Regions from separate parts of the Homo sapiens genome. Here region 2 is linked to region 1. Evidence: chromatin contacts called from ENCODE Hi-C data. All regions are on one chromosome and are shown on one strand. The core of a region is the stretch at or near the end of the contact, and the rest is flanking DNA. Distances in the headings are between cores, read along the strand shown. Region 1 overlaps ATP8A1 (ATPase phospholipid transporting 8A1). Region 2 overlaps NIPAL1 (NIPA like domain containing 1).

Evidence for each region. A loop is a pair of places that touch in the nucleus more often than their neighbours do. Pooled maps may share reads with other maps.
Region 2: a loop to region 1 is called in a pooled map, with 4 times the contacts of the local background. The contact joins two enhancer-like sites. A Hi-C loop is called at or near these places in 4 of 37 single-sample maps with no recorded cell type and 3 of 50 pooled maps.

The regions. Positions count from the first base shown.
Region 1 is chr4:42,637,860-42,641,172 of GRCh38, forward strand. All of the region lies in intron 1 of ATP8A1 (ATPase phospholipid transporting 8A1), which reads right to left. Among named protein-coding and RNA genes, the nearest start is that of ATP8A1, 18 kb to the right of the region's middle. RefSeq lists enhancers at 1,052-1,101, 1,332-1,451. Within about 2 kb of position 1,301, at least 4 of the 41 ENCODE cell types and tissues checked have a DNase peak (open chromatin) inside an H3K27ac peak, as active enhancers do.
Region 2 is chr4:48,035,137-48,038,433 of GRCh38, forward strand. It overlaps NIPAL1 (NIPA like domain containing 1), which reads left to right. Exons shown (of 6, transcript NM_207330.3): 6 at 426-3,297. The coding sequence ends at 1,036. Among named protein-coding and RNA genes, the nearest start is that of NIPAL1, 20 kb to the left of the region's middle. RefSeq lists enhancers at 1,537-1,796, 1,817-1,876. Within about 2 kb of position 1,760, at least 5 of the 41 ENCODE cell types and tissues checked have a DNase peak (open chromatin) inside an H3K27ac peak, as active enhancers do.

The sequences.
Region 1 (3,313 bases), core at 51-2,550:
ATTCTTCTTTGAAGGGATACCTACAAAAGTTTTGAATATATTGTCTATGTAAAAGACCATCATACATCTGACACTAATCTTTTGAGCTATATGCTTAGTTCAATAATAATAAATGCTATGCATGCTTATGTACAGAGGATGGGACAGGCACAAGGGTATGGGTAAGTATCTATTAAGTATGCTACTCTAATATGGGGAAGTAACATGAATGACCCTTCAGGAAAGTCCCTTCTGTGCACTAAATGTTTGCTAAATTTTCTATTTCAATATAAGGCATCCAAAAATTCCCAGAAATTTATAGTCTTGTCTCTATCCTAATAACCACTAATATATTTTGTCATCAGGACCTGTCATTAGGAGACATGGTAAATGACATGTTTCTTTAAGTGCCTTTGAGGGAATTGATTTAAAAATAAACAAGTGTAAAACACACCACAGCAGTTATTGTCTAAAAAAGGAAAAAAAGTAATGGCTTAACATTTCTTGAACTCACGCTAAATTGCGACAAGCCCCTGAAGTAGCACTACAAATTCTAAGTGGTGGATTCTAAAGAGTACTCCTGACATTCAGAAGAAAGGATATCCTTAAGCAGTATTACAAGGAAATCTATAGTATGCCTAGAGTTGGGCGTCACACATAGTAAACAGTCAATCTTGTTGGCAGCCAGCCTTGGATATTAACCTAAAATAATAGTCATCTTCGGCATGCTGAATTGCTTGGAAATAATAAAACATTTACTAACGCCATTTCATGCTTAACTGGAAAAGGAACCAGAACAATGAAAGACAGAAGGAATTTAATGACATCTCCTTGGGAATAACCCACAGATAACTTTATCTGACAGAAGAATTAAATAGTATATTTGCCAACATAGATGTTTAAAAATTGACACAGAAGCAGACTGCACCAGAAACGAGGGGTTGCAACCACCAGACATCTACCAAGCATCTCCTAGAAGTCTCAATTAGCTTAAAGCACCACTGACTTGCAGTGGCATTAAGTTCACCTCTAAAAATGCACAGGAAACAAGGCAGACTGACACTACGGACTGGATTCTAATCCAAGCAAAAGTGGTAAAGTAGTAATGATACTCTTCAAAAAATAACTGTATCAAAGAGTTTTTGACTGTCAAAGGGGAATACCAGGCCATGTCAGATATGTATTCTGGATTTCAGGAGGGCACATTTCAATTTATTATCAAGACCCACAAAGTGCAGAAGCCCCAACAGCTGTCCAAACCCACATGCTGAGTAATTGTGGAAGGCCCTGACAAGGCGGGGAGGTGGTCAGGGAGGGTTGAAGGAGTTGTATTTAGAGACCACTGCTGCTTCACAGGAAGTACTTGAACAAGCACAAGATTAAAAAAAGATCACAGGAAAGGTTGAAAATAGATAGGTTCACATGTTCAACAGTGAATATTAACAGATGCACAGACATCTGAGACTGGAGGAAAGGTGTTGTAAAAAACGTTAGAGACCACTCGATTTTTCCCCCTTTCATCTGGGACACAAAGAATTGATGAGATGAGCCTGCTGCCTAGAATAGATGATACAATGTTGTTAACAGATAATAAAAGGCAGAACTTCTCAGCTCCAACATCTACTTTGCTTCAATCGTCTATCAAGGATAATCATCTTAAGACTGGAAAGGTTAGAATGAACATTAGTTCGAAGAACTAAACCAAAAGACAAGGTAGGGGATTATTTTAAGAGGGAAAAAAAGAAAAATCAGCACCTAACTGCTCTAAATGAATTCCTAGCCTATAGTAAATACATATATGTATGTGTAGGTATATATAATTATTTTCTAACCTACAGAACTGTGAGAACCTGCAAAATAGTTAAGTGAACTGTTACTAATCAGAGAAGAACTATGGTGAATGAGAGAGGAACTAAAAGATGAAGACAATTTAGTCATCGTTCAGTATGCATGGGGGATTGGTTCCAAGACCCCTTACCAAATCTGCAGATGCTCAATTACCTTATATAAAGTGATGTAGTATTTCAAATAACCTACACACATCCTCTTGTATATTTTAAATCATCTCTCGATTACTTATAATACCTAACACAATGCCTACACGTCATTTGCATGGATTCAACATAGTACTTGGTGTGTGGCAAATTGAAGTTTTGCTTTTTGAAACTCTATGGAATTTTTTCTGAATACTTTTGATCCATGATTGGCTGAATCCATGGACGTGAAACTCAGGGATAAGGAGGGCCACCTGCACTCTCCCAGTGTTCTAAAAAGAAGATGGATCATAAAGATCATAAACCACTGTTTTTTAAAATGGGAGTCTACAGATGTGCTTTCAAAGTTCACAGATTTACAAAATGAGATCCACTGCTTCTAAAGGATTTTTGGGAAAGATCTGAAAATTCAGAAGTTAAAAGAACATTTCTGAGAATTCAGTTAAACATGGAACTGAGCTTAATTATTTTGAAAGCAGTGTTTCTCATACAAAGAATATATTCTCAAAGACCAAAAAGAAATGTTTCCTCTAAAAAAGGTCCTTTACATTAGATAAGTCTGAATAATAATGCTATTGGCCAATGAGTTTGAGGCCAATGCTAGTCAAACATTAAGTGCAGCTGATTAACAGACTGCTTAAAAGGGAGGTGGTGACTGGTGGGGATCAGTAAGCCTCCACTGACTAAATCCCTTTTCTTTCTTTTCAAAAATAGAACCCTCAGCATCTGGATTTCAAGAAGGCTTTTGTGTAGGCCCTATTGTTATAAATGAAGACACACGATTCCATGATTATGAAACAATGTGGATTCACAACTATGTAGCTGACAAACATACATGGAGGGGTCTCACATACTAAAGCTATTCTTTGGCCATCCCTGCCTGTGAGCCCTTCTGAAAGAGCCTCCCCTGGGTCACCCTTGGACTCGGTCTCTCCTTCCATCTCCTGGCCTGGCCTAGTACCTGAGCCCTAGGTGTCAGGGTCAACATGGAGCACCTGACCAGCCAGGCCAGTCAGATCCCTTTTAGAGAATGTGGATTTGTGGTCAGTCAACTCAGCACCAAGTAAGGAACATCACGGACAGGTGGGCTGGAGGGAGCATCATGGCACTCTGAAGCCACATGCATGCCAAAGTTAGGAAGTGAAGGAGCAGACGTACAGAGACTTCCCCCTCACCAGAAAAAAAAAAAAAAAAAAGAACAATGAACCTCTGCTGTGATACAAGAGGATCCCTTACAGTAAATGCCTAACTTGGTAAGGGCTCTGGGTGCAGACTGCCTGGGTTCCAATGACAGGATAAGGACACATGACACGATTAATCAATGTACAGATGACATGAAA
Region 2 (3,297 bases), core at 510-3,009, 5.4 Mb after region 1:
TTGTGGGCCGCATTGTGGGTTGTGAGACACAGTGAGGTTTGATTATTATTTCTCCTGAAAAGATGGCAGAACTTATTTTTGTGTTCATGCTTCCCCTGTTACACAATGAAAGGGAGAGGTGGGGATGGTAGAGGCAAAAGACATATATTCAAAATCAAATCTTTGCCACTCTCTTCCTCTGAAAATAAAAAGTTAATCTGATAATATTCGCCCTAGCTCATAGTGGTATTGGTGAGATTTAAATGATATGTTTGTGAAAATCCTTTGTAAAATATTGAGAACTATGCAATAGAATGTTGTTTTTAATTTGATCTCACTTCTATTTCTAAAATACCTATGCTCTTAAACTCATGACTAACAAGATTTCAGAAAGGTATAATCCTGTGAGCATTTTCTAAAGTCAAATTCTTTTCTCCTTCTAACAGGGTTTATTTCCTTTGCTGTGATCATAACTGTGATCTCCTTGGTGCTGATTTTGATTGTGGCTCCCAAGAAAGGACAGACCAATATATTGGTTTATATTTCAATCTGTTCCTTGATTGGAGCGTTTTCAGTTTCTTCTGTGAAAGGCCTGGGAATTGCCATTAAGGAGCTGATAGAATGGAAGCCAGTTTACAAACATCCGCTGGTCTTTGTTTTGCTGGCTGTACTTGTGCTTTCAGTAACTACACAGATTAACTATCTCAACAAGGCACTGGACACCTTTAATACCTCTCTTGTGACACCCATTTATTATGTATTCTTCACATCCATGGTAGTGACTTGCTCTGCCATCTTATTCCAAGAGTGGTATGGCATGACAGCTGGAGATATCATTGGGACCCTGAGTGGATTCTTCACTATTATCATTGGCATCTTCCTTCTACATGCTTTTAAAAATACTGACATTACTTGGAGTGAGCTTACATCCACTGCTAAGAAAGAAGCCGTCTCTCTGAATGTCAATGAAAACAATTATGTTTTACTAGAGAACTTGGAGTGTTCAGCCCCAGGATACAATGATGACGTTACCTTGTTTAGTAGAACTGATGACTGAAGTCTCTAGAAACACTGAGTTTTAACCAATATGAGACACACGAAGAGGAAAATGAATGCTTGCTTCTTGGAAGAACTGCTAGGAAAGTTAGCATTTTTGCAGTTCTAACTAATTTAGATGTGAGGCCAAGTAAAAATGCCATTTTTTTGGCCATTGAATTTGAAAATCAAATTGATTATCCTCCAGAATCTCTACAAACTTTGAAATACTCTCTAAGGATCAAAGAAGTCAAAGAGCTATGTGTGTCTCAGAATAATCTCCTTCTTCTGGTCACAGTATCTTTGTCTCTGCCAGGTGGCTCTTCATTTCTTTGGTAGCTATTTTTAGACTTACAGTCATTCACCAATATACAGTTAGCAGTGTTCTGATAGACACAGTATCAGTCATATTCTCCGTTGAGTCATAATTTCAAACTCAACAAGATTTCAGAAAGGTATAATCATGTAATTTCTCATATTAAAACTGAGAAGAGAGGCCAGGCATGGTGGTTCACACCTGTAATCCTAGCAGTTTGGGAGGCCAAGGCGGACAGATCACTTGAGCTCAGGAGTTCGAGACCACCTTGGGCCACAAGGCGAGACCCTGTCTCTACAAAAAATACAAAAATTAGCCAGGCGTGGTGGCACATGCCTGTAGTTCCAGCCACCCGGGAGCCTGAGGTGGGAGGATTGCTTGAGTCTGCGAGGTTGGGGCTGCCGTGAGCCCAGATTGCGCCATTGTGCTCCAGCCTGGGTGACAAAGCAAGGCCCTGTCTCAAAAAAGAAGAAGAGAAAGGGCCAGGGGCTTTTGCTTTAAAAAACTTTTTTTAAAACAGAAGTGAAACCACGGGTGCTTTGTTCTTCCTTCTGCACCTCCTTCTTAAACTAGATAGCTAATTAGTTATTTTAAGAAAAAAGAAATTTAAAAAAAAGCCTGCTTTATTTGTTAGTGGGCTAGAATACACAAGACATACCCACCCATGAAGAGTTTATGAATTGTAACTTATTGACATTATCATAGGAATTTACTACCAGTTAAAGAGGGAGAACGGAGGAAGAGAAAAATACTTCAGATAAAGGAAAAAGTTTTCTTCTCACAAAAACACAGACACGTGATTGTTTTCACAGGTTCCATTAATTAACTCAGGTCTGGAAGACATAGGACAAAATGGAGTTTCTGAAGAAGTCCAGGTGAATTCAGCTTTGGAGTCACTTATGTTCATTTTTTTTCCTTTTCTTTTACTATTATCCTAAAGGTTATTTTTCTTGTTGATATAGAGATTTTTGTAAAAGATTGCTACATTATTTCAGGATTATATCCTACATTTCGATTGCTCTCAAATGTTTTATCCCTAAAGAGTGAGTTTTCCACAGACTGTTTGGAAGCAACTAGAAAAATCTTTGTGAAAAATCTGAACAAATTATCATAATGGCTCTCTTGAAATTTTGCACTTTCACCCTTATTAAGGAAATTATAATTAGTTACTAACCTTTAAAAATAGATATATTCTAATAGGATAGAAAGTTAACTTCCTGGCAAACAAAATACTAAGATCTCAGGGGCTACTGCAGGAAAATACCTTTTTCGCACATTAAAATGTTTATAAAATTTTCCCCTCTCATTTCAAATGCATGGCAGGAATAACATTTTTGGTGGTCTTTAATGTGATGGACAGATTTACTGTCACTTATTGATTTTATGGAAAATAAATTGGCTATCTTATTTTTATAACAATCTTATTTTTCTCAAAACAAAAATCCTAACCAAAAAGTTGTCATTAAAAAAAAAAAAATTCAGGTAGACTGAATGTTTTTCTGCTCTAACCTTAAATGTTATTAGGTTTGGTTTTTGTTTCTAAGCTACTTCAAGACTACCTGAGGTAATAATGGTAAACTTTATTATTCAGAATTCGATTAAACTAACTTCAGCATTTCCACAGTTCTATTAAACAATGACTGATGTTCACAATGACAACCTACCTGAGATGGCTGCAAGGCCCTAATGTTCCATTATACATTATAGTCTTTTCAGCATAGTTTAGTGTTGAGTGCAATTCTAATGCATTCTACGTTTTTGAAAATCGATAATCCATGGAAGGTCCATGGGTTGATACCTCAGGTCAAAAATGTGTTTACTCTGTTGATTGCTGTTTCACTTTACTTGTATATCAGATATATAAGCTATGAACACAAGTTTGTAGTAAAAGTATCTTCTGTCTGGGCAATGGCTCACACCTGTAATTCCAACACTTTGGGGGGCTCAGGTGGGAGGATTTCTAGTCC